Regions from separate parts of the Homo sapiens genome. Here region 2 is linked to region 1. A link is a contact called in ENCODE Hi-C or POLR2A ChIA-PET data. All regions are on one chromosome and are shown on one strand. Each heading gives the region's core, a stretch centred on a gene start or an enhancer-like site at or near the end of the contact. The rest is flanking DNA. Distances are from core to core; before and after follow the strand shown. Region 1 has its middle 22 kb from the start of PAFAH1B1. Region 2 overlaps PAFAH1B1 (platelet activating factor acetylhydrolase 1b regulatory subunit 1).

Evidence for each region. A loop is a pair of places that touch in the nucleus more often than their neighbours do. ChIA-PET counts read pairs that join two places held with the same protein, here RNA polymerase II (POLR2A). Pooled maps may share reads with other maps.
Region 2: a loop to region 1 is called in a pooled map, with 4 times the contacts of the local background. The contact joins two enhancer-like sites. A Hi-C loop is called at or near these places in 1 of 168 maps with a recorded cell type or tissue (posterior vena cava), 1 of 37 single-sample maps with no recorded cell type and 3 of 50 pooled maps. POLR2A ChIA-PET finds 5 or more read pairs at or near these places in 4 of 52 experiments (AG04449, HEK293, OCI-LY7 and 1 more).

Annotation. Positions count from the first base shown.
Region 1 is chr17:2,568,264-2,575,100 of GRCh38, forward strand. No RefSeq gene overlaps it. Among named protein-coding and RNA genes, the nearest start is that of PAFAH1B1, 22 kb to the right of the region's middle. Within about 2 kb of position 3,873, at least 2 of the 41 ENCODE cell types and tissues checked have a DNase peak (open chromatin) inside an H3K27ac peak, as active enhancers do.
Region 2 is chr17:2,621,612-2,628,448 of GRCh38, forward strand. The region is part of intron 1 of PAFAH1B1 (platelet activating factor acetylhydrolase 1b regulatory subunit 1); the gene reads left to right. Among named protein-coding and RNA genes, the nearest start is that of PAFAH1B1, 31 kb to the left of the region's middle. Within about 2 kb of position 2,845, at least 5 of the 41 ENCODE cell types and tissues checked have a DNase peak (open chromatin) inside an H3K27ac peak, as active enhancers do.

The sequences.
Region 1 (6,837 bases), core at 2,623-5,122:
GAATCGCTTCAACCCAGGAGGCGGAGATTGCAGTAAGCCGAGACTGCACCACTGTACTACAGTCTGGGTGACAAAGCAACGCTCCATCCATCTCAAAAAAAAATAAAATAAGGTAAAATAGGGAAAATTTGATAATGAATGTCTGGTTAAACATGCCAATCAAATCTGATTTCTTTTTTTTTTTTTGAGACAGGGTCTTGCTCTGTCACCCAGGCTGGAGTGCCATGTCATGGTCTCAGCTCACTGCAGCCTCCATCTCCCGGGCTCAAGTGATCCTCCTGCCTCAGCTTCCTGAGTAGCTGGGAGTACGGACATGTGCTACCACATCCAGCTAATTTTCGCATTTTTTGTAGACACGGGATTTCATCATGTTGCCCAGGCTGGTCTCAAACTCCTGGACTCAAGCGATCTGCCTTGCATGGCCTTCCACAGTACTGGGATTATAGGCAAGAGCCACAGCTCTGGCCTGAATCCAAATATTTATTTGGTTCTTCCTGTTACCCCAATAAAGTAACAGCAAAGAACTAAAAATGTGATAAATCCACAGGTGAAAGAGAACAGTTGCAGAGAATATGAGTGATGTCGACCCCATTTTGGAAGACGGGAAGGATTAGCGATAATTGATTTAGGTTTCAGCTTTCTCTTTTCTAGGTCCTGCAGAGAGAGAAGACCACGAGAAGCAAAAAGCAGCAAGATGACTGGAAAGATTCAGGAATTGGGAGCAGTGAATAACTCAAAGTGCAGTGGAGGTTGGTGCTGAACATCAGCATTAGCTGACAATTTGTAAAAGAAGCAGTTCCTGGCCAGGTGCCATGGCTCACGCCTATAATCTCAGCACTTTGGGAGACCAAGGAGGGTGTATCACGAGGTCAAGAGATCGAGACCATCCTGGCTAACACAGTGAAACCCTGTCTCTACGAAAAAGAACACAAAAAATTAGCCAGGTGTGGTGGCACGGGCCTGTAGTCCCAGCTATTCGGGAGGCTGAGGCAGGAGAATCACTTTAACCTGAGAGGCGGAGGTTGCAGTGAGCCGAGATCGAGTCACTGCACTCCAGCCTGGGTGACAGGGCTAGAGTCCGTCTCATAAATAAAATGAAATAATAAAAAACAGATGTTCAAACTCACTGGTAATCAATGAAATGCAAGTTAAAACAATGAGATACCATTTTATACCTCGCAGAGGGACAAAAATTAGAGTTAGAAAATAGCAGGGTGAAAATTGGAGAAATGATCATCCTTTTGTCTCATTATGGGAGTGCAAACTGGTGCAGATATTTAAGAAACAAATGTGGCTGAATTGGGGAAGTCAAGGATATAAGACCCAGCAACCAGCAATCTCAGCCTGGGTTGGGAGGTGAATTCTGTACATCTGAGAGTTCGCCCATCCACAAGGGGTCGTGTACAAGGATGTTCACTGCAGATTTGTTGTAAAAATGAGGAGGTGGTGTCCATCACTAATGGAATATTTGGGTGCATCTCATGTGCTGCTGCTCAGCGGTAGGACCCAGGAGCGAGGTGGACAGGCAGCGGCCGGAGGAGGTCAGAAAAACAGTGCTGGGGCTGGACGCAGTGGCTCACGCCTGTAATCCCAGCACTTTGGGAGGCAGAGGCGGGTGGATCACTTGAGGTCAGGAGTTCCAGACCAGCCTGGCCAACATGGTAAAACCCCGTCTCTACTAAAAATACAAAAATTATCTGTGCGTGGTGGCGCACCTGTTATCCCCACCTACTATGGAGGCTGAGGCAGGAGAATCGCTTGAACCCGGGAGGCGGAGGTTGCAGTGAGCCGATACTGTGCCACTGCACTCCAGCCTGGGCGACAGAGTGAGACTCCATCTCAAACAAACAAACAAACAAACAAACATAAAAACAGTGTTGGAAAGGAATAGAAAAAGATTCTTGGACCCATACTGTTTATTTAAATAGAAAACATACAACATATGTGGCTTTTATTGCAGAAATAATAAAAATAGAAAAGAAAAGAAGCCGGGCACGGTGGCTCAAGCCTGTAATCCCAGCACTTTGGGAGGCCGAGGCGGGCAGATCACCTGAGGTCAGGAGTTTGAGACCAACCTGACCAACATGGAGAAATCCTGTCTCTACTAAAAATACAAAAAATTAGCCGGGCATGGTGGTGGGCACCTGTAATCCCAGCTACTAGGGAGGCTGAGGTAAGAAAATCGCTTGAACCCATGAGGCAGAGGTTGCAGTGAGCCAAGATCGCACCACTGCACTCCAGCCTGGGCAACAAGAGCAAACTCTGTGTTAAAAAAAAAAAAAAAGAAAAAGAAAAAGAAAAAGAAATCAAAAAGAAAAAAAAAACCATACACACAAAACAGGAGTATGTTTTTTACTACACCTATGTTTCCAAGAAACACATAATGGTGGGTGTTTATGTGGGAGGGGAAGGGGAATGTGGACCAAGAGTAAGGGTGGGGTTCAAATGAATGGGAGACCGTGAAAGACCATGGGCACCATGAGTGGATGAACCTGATGAGCTCAACTCTCCGCACACAAGACAGCCGCAGCCCCCAGTAGCCTTTTTCATGCAATTTCAGCAAAAACCTCAGTGGAATTTCTGGAGGACTTTGCAATATAATTCTAAAGATTTTCTGGAAGAATACATTATGAAAGAAAAATTTGAAAACTTTGAAAAAGAAGATCATCTATCCGTGACTTGGCCTACCAGATAATAGAATGTATAAATAATGCAGCAGTCACTAGAACAGTATGCTATGTGCACACTGGAATGGACAGAAGAATCAATAGAAGAGAAAAAACGGGCAGAAATAGACCTCAAAAATTATCAAAAGCTATTAGATATTAAGAGTGGCGTCAATCGGCCAGGCACCAAAGCTCACGCCTGTAATCCCAGCGCTTTGGGAGGCCAAGGTGTGTGGATCACTTGAGGTCAGGAGTTTGAGACCAGCCTGGCCAACATGGCAAAACCCCATCTCTACTGAAAATACAAAAATTAGCCAGGCATGTGGTGGTGCACACCTGTAGTCCCAGCTACTCAGGAGGCTGAGGCAGAAGAGTTGCTTGAACCCGGGAGGCGGAGGTTGCAGTGAGCGGAGACCGAGCTACTGCACTCTAGCCTGGGTGACAGAGCGAGACTCGGTCTCAAGAAAAAATAAAAAAATAATATACAAAAAATTAGTCGGGCATGGTGGCATGCACCTGTAATCCTAGCTACTCAGGAGGCTGAGGCAGGAGAATCGCTTGAATCCAGGAAGCGGAGGCTGCAGTGAGCCAAGACTGTGCCACTGCACTCCAGCCTGGGCAACAAGAGTGAAACTCTGTCTCAAAAAAAAAAAAAAAATTGTGGCATCAACCAGTGGGGGAAAGGCTGAATTGACAAATGATACCAGAAAAAATGACTAAAAATTTGAGAGTAAAGGTAGAAAAATACAGAGCAATGATTAAGACCCTTGAAAGTAAGATGGGGCAACATAGGGAGACCCCATCTCTACGAATAATCTTTAAAAAACTAACCAGGCTTGGTGGCACACACCTGTGGTCTCAGCTACTCAGGAGGCTGAAGTGGAAGATCAACTGAGCCTGGGAGGTTGAGGCTTCAGTGACCTATGATCGTGCCCCTGCACTCCAGCCTAGGTGACAGAGGAGACGCTGTCACACATACACACACAAAGACCTTTGAAAGTAAACAGACTTGGGGTTTGAATGCCAGTTTTGCCACTGATTAGCTGTGTAAATTGCAGGCAAGATCCTTAACTTCCCAAAGCCTAATTTCTCCCATATTTAAAAGCAAGGTAATAAAAATGACTACCTCACATGATTATGAGGATTAAAAGGGATAATGAGTATACAAAAGTAAAACCACGGTGCCTATTACACAGAATGTGCCTCATACAAGTTAGTTATTTTTATGTCTACTCTGTACCACATGCAAAGTAAGGTGCAAAATGAAACCATAAATGTTCTAGAAAGAAAATGAGTACTATTATGATTGTGGGTGGTAGAGGACTTCCTAAATATGGCCCTAAGGGTGGAAAACAGGAAGGAAAAGATAATAGTTCTGACTACCAAAACAAAACAAAAAGCCCACCACATTCTTTTTCTTTTGAGACAGGGTCTCGCTCTGTAGCCCAGGCAGTGCAGCAGCAAGATCTCAGCTCACCCACAGGTTCCTCCTCTCAGGTCTGAGCAATTCTCCCGCGTCAGACTCTGGAGTACCTGGGAGATTTTTGCTTTTTTTTTTTTTTTGAGACGGAATTTCACTCGTCACCCAGGCTGGAGTGCAATGGCGCAATCTTGGCTCACTGCAACCTCCACCTCCCGGGTTCAAGTGATTATTCTGCCTCAGCCTCCTGAGTAGCTGGGATTACAAGCACCCGCCACCACGTCCGGCTAATTTTTGTATTTTCAGTAGACATGGGGTTTCACCATGTTGGCCAAGCTGGTCTCGAACACCTGACCTCAGGTGATCCACCCACCTCGTCCTCCCAAAGTGCTGGGATTATAAGTGTGAGCCAACGCGCCCAGCCCTAATTTTTGCATTTTTGTAGAAACAAGGTTTTACCATGTTGGCCAGTCTGGTCTCAAACTCCTGGCCTCAAGTGATTCACCTGCCTTGGCCTCCCAAAGTGCTGGGATTACAGGCATCAGCCACCACATCTGGCTCACCATGCTTTTTGGTGCCAAAATCTCTTCACAAAGTCGAAACACAAATGGCAAACTGGGGGAAATGCTTGCAACATATGTAATAGACAAATGGTTTATGGTCTCTTACTAATCTATGAGGAAAAGGTGGATACGACAATAGAAAAATGCACCAAGAACATTGACAAATAAACAGGCTGGGCGTGACAGCCCCACGCCTGTAAACCCAACACTTTGAGAGCCCACAGCAAGTGGATTGCTTGAGTCCAGTAGTTCGAGACCAGCTTGGGCAACATGGCAAAACCCCGTCTCTACCAAAAACAAAAAACAAAACAAAAAAACATAAACAAAAAAGAGGTTACAAATATATAAATGGGGGGGATGGCGGGGCGTGGTGGCTCACGCCTGTAATCCCTTTGGGAGGCACTTTGGGAGGCCGAGGCGGGCGGATCACCTGAGGTCGGGAGTTTGAGACCAGCCTGACCAACATGGTGAAACCCCATCTCTACTAAAAATACAAAATTAGCCGGGCATGGTAGCACACGCCTGTAATCCCAGCTACTCGGGAGTCTGAGGCAGGAGAATCGCTTGAACCTGAGAGGCAGAGGTTGCAGTGAGCCAAGATTGCGCCATTGCACTCCAGCATGGGCAACAAGAGTGAAACTGTGTCTCAAAAAAAAAAAACAATAAAAAAAAATTAATGAGGAGGGACGTTCGACCTCCCTAATAAAGAATATAAATGAAAAGAAATCCCATTTATCAAATATTAAATTAGTACAATACGTTTTTATGATACTATTTCATTTCACTAAGCATACTTTTGTTTTGTTTTGTTTTTGAGGTGGAGTCCCCCTCTGTCACCAGGCTGGGGTGCAGTGGTGCGATCTCAGCTCACTGTAACTTCCAACTCCCAGGTTCAAGCGATCCTCCTGCCTCAGCCTCCTGAGTAGCTGGGACTACAGGTGTGCACCACCATGCCCACCTAATTTTTTGTATTTTTAGTAGAGACGGGGTTTCACCACATTGGCCAGGATGGTCTCCATCTCTTGACCTCGTGATACACCCACCTCAGCCTCCCAAAGTGCTGGGATTACAAGCGTGAGCCACCGTGCCCCACCTTGTTTTTCTTTTTTGAGACAGAGTCTCGCTCTGTCACCCAGGTTGGAGTGCAGTGGTGCGATCTTGGCTCACTGCAAACTCTGCCTCCCGGGTTGACGCCATTCTCCTGCCTCAGCCTCCCGAGTAGCTGGGACTACAGGCACCTGCCACCATGCCCGGCTAATTTTTGGTATTTTTAGTAGAGACGGGGTTTCACTGTGTTTGCCAGGATGGTCTCGATCTCCTGACCTGGTTATCTGCCCGCCTCGGTCTCCCAAAGTGCTGGGATTACAGGCCTGAGCCACCGCGCCCGGCAATTTGTTTATTTTTAGTAGAGACAGAGTCTGGTCATGTTGCCCACACTCATCTTGAAATCCTGGGCTTAAGTGATCCTCCCGCTTTGACCTCCCAATACGCCAGAATTATAGGTGCCCGGCCTTATTCCTTTTTATGACTGAATAATATTCCATTGTATGTATTAATATATATCATATTTTTGTGGTGGCATGCACCTGCTACTTGGGAGGCTGAGGCAGGAGAATCACTTGAACTTGGGAGGTGGAGGTTGCAGTGAGCCGAGATCACGCCGCTGCTCTCCAGCCTGGGCGACAGGGTCAGACTCTGTCTCAGAAAAAAAAAAAGAAAAAAAAAGGAAAATAATATATACCACATTTTGTTTATGCATTCATCTTCAATGGACATTTGAGTTGTTTCCAGCTTTTGGCTATTGTGAATAATGCTACTGTTTGAGTCCTGGCTTTCAACTCTTTTGGCTATACACCTGGCTGTAGAATTGCTGGACCATATGTTTATTCTGTGTTTAACTTTTTGAGAAACTGCCAAACTTGTTTTTGTTTTAAATGTCAGGTTTATTAAGAAATGATTTACATGCAGTAAAATTCACTTTTTAGGTATACAGTTCTATGAGTTTTTTTTTTTTCTTTTTTTTTTTGAGACAGTTTCACTCTTGTTGAGCAGGCTGGAGTGCAATGGCACGATCTCAGCTCACCGCAACCTCTGCCTCCCAGGTTCAAGGGATTCTCCTGCCTCAGCCTCCTGAGTAGCTGGGACTACAAGCATGTGCCACCACGCCCGGCTAATTTTGTATTTTTAG
Region 2 (6,837 bases), core at 1,595-4,094, 52 kb after region 1:
TTTTTTTTTTTTTTTTTTTTTTTTTTTTTTTTGAGACAGGGTCACCCTCTGTTGCCCAGGCTGGAGTGCAGTGGCGTCATCTCAGCTCACTGCAACCTCTGCATCCCAGGTGTTGCCCTCCCACCTCAGCCTTCTGAGTAGCTGAGACTACAGGCGTGCGCCACTATGTCCAGCTGATTTTTGTATTTTTTAGTAGAGATGGGGTGTATGTATTCGTTCGTTTTCACGTTGCTGATAAAGGCATAACCGAAACTGGGAACAAAAAGAGGTTTAATTGGACTTACAGTTCCACATGGCTGGGGAGGCTTCAGAATCATGGCAGGAGGCGAAAGGCACCTATTACATTGTGGTGGCAAGAGAAAAATGAGGAAGAAGCAAAACCAGAAACAAGATAATCCCATCCGATCTCGTGAGACTTATTCACTATCACGAGAATAGCATGGGAAAGACCAGCCTCCATGATTCAGTTACCTCCCCCTGGGTCTCTCCTGCAACACGTGGGAATTCTGAGAGCTACAGTGCAAGTTGAGATTTGGGTGAGGACACAGCCAAACCATATCATTCCACCCCTGGTCCCTCCATATCTCATGTCCTCCCTTTCAAAACCAATCTTGCCTTCCCAGCAGTCCTGCAAAGTCTTAACTCATTTCAGCATTAACCCAAAAGTCCACAGTCCAAAGTCTTATTTGAGACAAGGCAAGTCCCTTCTGCCTATGAGCCTGTAAAATGAAAAGCAAACTAGTTACTTCCTAGATACAATGGGGGTATAGGTATTGGGTAAATGCAGCCATTCCAAATGGGAGAAATTGGCTAAAACAAAGGGGTTACAGGGCCCATGCAAGTCCAGAATCCAGCGGGACAGTCAAATTTTAAAGCTCCAAAATAATCTCCTTTGACTCCAGGTCTCAGATCCAGGTCACGCTGATGCAAGAGGTGGGTTCCCATGGTCTTGGGCAGCTCTGCTCCTGCGGCTTTGCAGGGTACGGCCTCCCTCCTGTCTGCTTTCACCGGCTGGCCTTGAGTGTCTGCAGCTTTTCCAGGCGACAGTGCAAGCTGTCGGTGGATCTACCATTCTGGGGTCTGGAAGACAGTGGCCCTCTTCTCACAGCTGGGACTCACAGTAGGGACTCGTATGGGGGGCTCTGACCCCACATTTCCCTTCAGCACTGCCTTAGCAGAGGTTCTCCATGAGGGCCCTGTCCCTGCAGCAAACTTTTGCCTGGGCATCTGGACGTTTCCATACATCTTCTGAAATCAAGTTGGAGGTTCCCAAACCTCAATTCTTGACTTCTGTGAACCCACTTGCTCAACACCACGTGGAAGCTGCCAAGGCTTGGGGCTTCCACCCTCTGAAGCCACAGCCTGAGCTGTACGTCAGCCCCTTTCAGCCACAGCTGGAGTGGCTGGGACACAGGGTACCAAGTCCCTAGGCTGCACACAGCATGGGGACCCTGGGCCCAGCTCATGAAACCACTTTTTTCTCCTGGGCCTCCAGGCCTGTGATGGGAGGGGCTGCTGCCAGGAAGTTCTCTGACATGGACTGGAGACATTTTCTCCATAGTCTTGGGGATTAACATTAGGCTCCTTGCTTCTTATGCAGATTTCTGCAGCCAGCTTGAATTTCTCCCCAGAAAATGGGTTTTTCCTTTCTTTTTTTTTTTTTTTTTTTTTTCCCTGAGAGGGAGTCTCACTCTGTCGCCCGGGCTGGAGTGCAGTGGCATGATCTTGGCTCCGCCTCCTGGATTCATGCCATTCTCTTGACTCAGCCTCCCGAGTAGCTGGGACTACAGGTGACCACCACCACACCCGGCTAATTTTTTGTATTTTTAGTAGAGACAGGGTTTCAGCATGTTAGCCAGGATGGTCTCAATCTCCTGACCTTGTGATCTACCCGCCTTGGCCTCCCAAAGTCCTGGGATTACAGGCGTGAGCCACTGCGTCTGGCCAAAAAATGTTGTTTTTTTTTCTATCATATAGTCAGGCTGCAAATTTTCTAAACTTTCATGCTCTACTTCCCCGTTTTTTTTTTTTTTAAAGATGGAGTCTTGCTCTGTCGCCCAGGCTGGACTGCAGTGGTGCGATCTCTGCTCACTGAAACCTCCACCTCCTGGGTTGAAGTGATTCTCCTGCCTCAGCCTCCAGGTAGCTGGGATCCCAGCCACAGTAGCTGGGATTAGCCACCACTCCTGGCTAATTTTTGTGTTTTTAGTAGAGATGGGGTTTCACCATGTTGGCCAGGCTGGTCTCGAAACTGCTGACTTCAGAGGATCCGCCCACCTTGGCGTCCCAAAATGCTAGGATTACAGGCGTGAGCCACTGCCCCTGGTTGCTCTGCTTCCCTTTGAAAACGAAATACTTTTCAAACACCCAGGTCACCTTTTGGATGCTTTACTGCTTAGAAATTTCTTTTGCCAGATACCCTAAATCATCTTTCTCAAGTTCAAAGTTCCACAAATCTCTAGGGCAGGGGCAAAATGCTGCCAGTCTCTTTGCTAAAACATAATAAGAGTCACCTTTGCTCCAGTTCCCAACGAACTCCTCATTTCCATCTGAGACCACCTCAGCCTGGACCTTATTGTTCATATCACCATCAGCATTTTTGTAAAAGTCATTCAACAAGTCTCTAGGAGATTCTAAACTTTCCCAGGTTTTCCTGTCTTCTGAGCCCTCCAAACTGTTCCAAACTCTGCCTGTTACCCACTTCCAAAGTCACTTCCTCATTTCCGGGTATCTTTTCAGCAATTCCGCGTTCTACTGTTACCAGTTTACTGTATTAGTTCGTTTTCTTGCTGCTGATACAGACATACCCGAAACTGGGAACAAGAAAAGGTTTAATTGGACTTGTAGTTCCACATGGCTGGGGAGGCCTCAGAATCATGATAGGAAGTGAAAGGCACTTCTTACATGTCAGGGGCAAGAGAAAAATGAGGAAGAAGCAAAAATGGAAACCCCTGATAAACCTGTCAGATCTTGTGAGACTTACTATCGCAACAATAGCACAGGAAAGACTGGCCCCGTGATTCAGTTACCTCCCGCTGGGTCCCTTCCGTAACACATGGGAATTCTGGGAGATACAAGTCAAGTTGAGATTTCTGTGGGGACGCAGCCAAACCATATCACCTGGTTTCTCTGTGTTGCCCAGGCTAGTCTTGAACTCCTGGGCTCAAGCGATCTGCATGCCTCGGTCCATCAAAATATTGGAATTACAGGCTTGAGCCACTGTGCCCGGCCTCTGCTGACCTTTTAAATAAAGCTTTGGCAAGTGACAGTTTGAGGTTAGGAACCATTGATAATTGATGAATTACCGGATAAGTCTTTATTTCTTCCTTCTACATCTGATAATAAATCCGATGATTTCCATTTTCATGTCATTGCGCCTCTACTGTTAACATATAATTATTTATACTTTCTATTTTTTTTTTTTTAACTCTTCCACTTTCTCTTTTTGTGGTGGGGTACTTACCCTAGCAATAAACACATTGTTGTCTTAGATGCTGCATTGGATAGCAGATACGTGGATATAGTATTAGACTAGAGAATGCTTAAGAATTCTGCATTCCAAAAGCATACTAAAGCCTCTGTTTCTAGTGCTTAAGCAACAGTGTCCTTGATATCAGTCTAAGAAAGTCTGGATATTGACATGCAAATGAAAAAATCAGACTCTTTGAATTTTGTTTGTCATATATGCAAGTAGCTTAAAAGAATATTGGAATACTGCCAAAATACATTTCAAAAATATTAAATCTTCTTATTCGTTATTTTGACTTTGGAAAGATTTGTGAACCCCCTTAAAATACATGCAATATTTTGTTTATTTTCATATGTGCTTCTTTGAGAGGAAAGATCTTAGCTTTCATTATATTCTCAAAGGAGTCCAGTAACCTCAAAAAAGGTTAAGAACTTCTATACCAGGTAGTATGAAAATATTGCCTGATTTATTTGTACTGTTGGTTAATGTAGATTGTTCGTTGCAAAATATTCTAAACTCTTTCTTTAAAAAATGTTTACTCCATTTAAGAACCATTTATTAGAGGCTGGGCATGGAGGCTCTTTCCTGTAATCTCAGCACTTTGGGTGGCCGAGGTGACAGAATCGCTTGAGCCCAGGAATTAAAGACCAGCCTAGGCAACATAGCGGGACCCCGTCTCTAGCGGAGGTTGGGGGTAAAAAGAAAAAATTAGCTAGGCATGGTGGCATGCATCTGTTGTCCCAGCTACTCAGGAGGCTAAGGTAGGAGGATCTCTTGAGCCTAGGAGTTAGAGGCTGCAGTGAGCTATGATCGATCATGCCATTGCTCTCTAGCCTGAGTGACAGAGTGAGGACCCTGTCTCAAGAAAAACAGAAAAACGTTAATAAAAGCCAGGCGTGGTGGCTCATGCCTGTAATTCCAGCACTTTGGGAGGCCAAGGCAGGTGGATCACTTGAGGTCAGGAGTTGGGAACCAGCCTGACCAACATGGTGAAACCCTGTCTCTACTAAAAATACAAAAAAATTTAGCTAGGCATAGTGGTATGCACCTGTAATACCAGCTACTCGGGAGGCTGAGGCAAAACAATCGCTTGAACCCAGGAGGCAGAGGTTGCAGTAAGCCGAGATCACGCCACTGCACTCCAGCCTGGGCGACAGTGAGACTCCGTCTCAAAAAAAAAAAAAATTATTTCTGTTTTCATGTGGTATTTTGCGATTATGTGTTAACCATTAAAAGGCAACTGGAAAGGTAAAATTGTATTCTTAAAATAAGTATGATAACTCAATCATATACTTGTGCTTTCTGATAGCAAAAATACATGTTAAAGGTTGGAAAGGTTAAAGTTAGAAAATTCACAGGCTGAAATAATCTGAGTTAAAGGGTGCCTTAGATGTTAGCTACTATGTAGAAAATTTAGATTAATTACTCAGGTTATAGAGTTGATGACAAACTTGAACCGGCATCACCTTTCTTCCCCCCCCCCCCCCCCCCGAGGCGGAGTCTTGTTCTGTCGCCCAGAGCTGGAGTGCAGTGGCGCGATCTTGGCTCACTGCAACCTCTGACTCCCTGGTTCAAGCAATTCAACTGCCTCAGCCTCCCAAGTAGCTGGGATTACATGCGCGTGCCACCAAGCCCGGCTAATTTTTGTATTTTTAGTAGAGATAGGGTTTCACCATATTGGCCAGGCTGGTCTTGAAGTCCAGATCTTGTGATCTGCCCGCATCGACCTCCCAGAGTGCTGGGATTACAGTCGTGAGCCACCCCGCCTGGGTGCAATTTTTTATATGTTTGTTGGCCATTTGTATATCTTCTTTTGAGAATTGTCTCTTCATGTCCTTAGCCAACTTTTTGATGGGATTGTTTGTTTTTTCTTACTGACTTGTTTGAGTTCATTGTAGATTCTGGATATCAGTCCTTTGTCAGATGTATAGATTGTGAAGATTTTCTCCCACCCTGTGGGTTGTCTGTTTACTCTGCTGATTGTTCCTTTTGCCATCCAAAAGCTCTTCAGTTTAATTAGGTCCCAGCTATTTATCTTTGTTTTTATTGCATTTGCTTTTGGGTTCTTGGTCATGAGATCCTTGCCTAAGCCAATGTCTAGAAGGGTTTTTCCAGTGTTACCTTCTAGAATTTTTAGTTTCAGGTCTTAGGTTTAAGTCCTTAATTCATCCTGAGTTGATTTTTGTATAAGGTGAGAGATGAGGATCCAGTTTCATTTTCCTGTATGTGGCTAGCCAGTTATCTCAGCACTATTTATTGAAAAGGGTGTCCTTTCCCTACTTTATGTGTTTGTTTGCTTTGTTGAAGATCAGTTGGCTGTAAGTATTTGGGTTTATTTCTGGGTTCTCCATTCTGTTCCATTGGTCTATGTGCCTATTTTTTACCAGTGCCACGCTGTTTTGGTGACTATGGCCTTATAGTATAGTTTGAAAGCAGATAGTGTGATGCCTCCAGATTTGTTCTTTTTGCTTAGTCTTACTTTGGCTATGCAGTCTCTTTTTTGGTTCCACATAAATTTTAGAATCATTTTTTGTAATTCTATGAAGAATGATGGTATTTTGATGGGGATTGTGTTGAATTTGTAGATTGCTTTTGGCAGTATGGTCATTTTCACAATATTCTACCCATCCATGAGCATGGGATGTGTTTCCATTTGTTTGTGTCATCTCTGATTTCTTTTGGCAACATTTTATAGTTTTCCTTGTAGATGTCTTTCAACTCCTTGGTTAGGTATATTCCTAAGTATTTTATTTGTGGCTATTGTAAAAGGGGTTGAGTTCTTGATTTGATCCTCTGCTTAGTTGCTCTTGGTGTATAGAAGAGCTACTGATTTGTGTACATTAATCTTGAATCCAGAAACTTTGCCGAATTCTTTTATCAGTTCTAGGAGCTATCTGAGGAGTCTTTAGGGTTTTCAAGGTAAACGATCATATCGTCAGCAAACAGTGACAGTTTGACTTCCTCTTTACTGACTTGGATGCCCTTTATTTCTTTCTCTTGTCTGATTGCTCTGGCTAGGACTTCCAGTACTATGTTGAAGAGGAGCGGTGAGAGTGGGCATCCTTGTCTTGTTCGAGTTCTCAGAGGGAATGCTTTCAACTTTTCCCCTTTCATTATTATGTTGGCTGTGGGTTTGTCATAGTTGGCTTTTATTATGTTATTTCCCTTGTATGCTGATTTTGCAGAGAGTTTTAATTATAAAGGGATTCTGGATTTTGTTGAACGCTTTTTCTACATCTATTGAGATGATCATGTGGTTTTTGTTTTTAATTCTGTATGTATTGTATCACATTTATTGACCTGCATATATTAAACCATCCCTGCATCCCTAATATGAAACCTACTTGATCATGGTGGATCAACACATC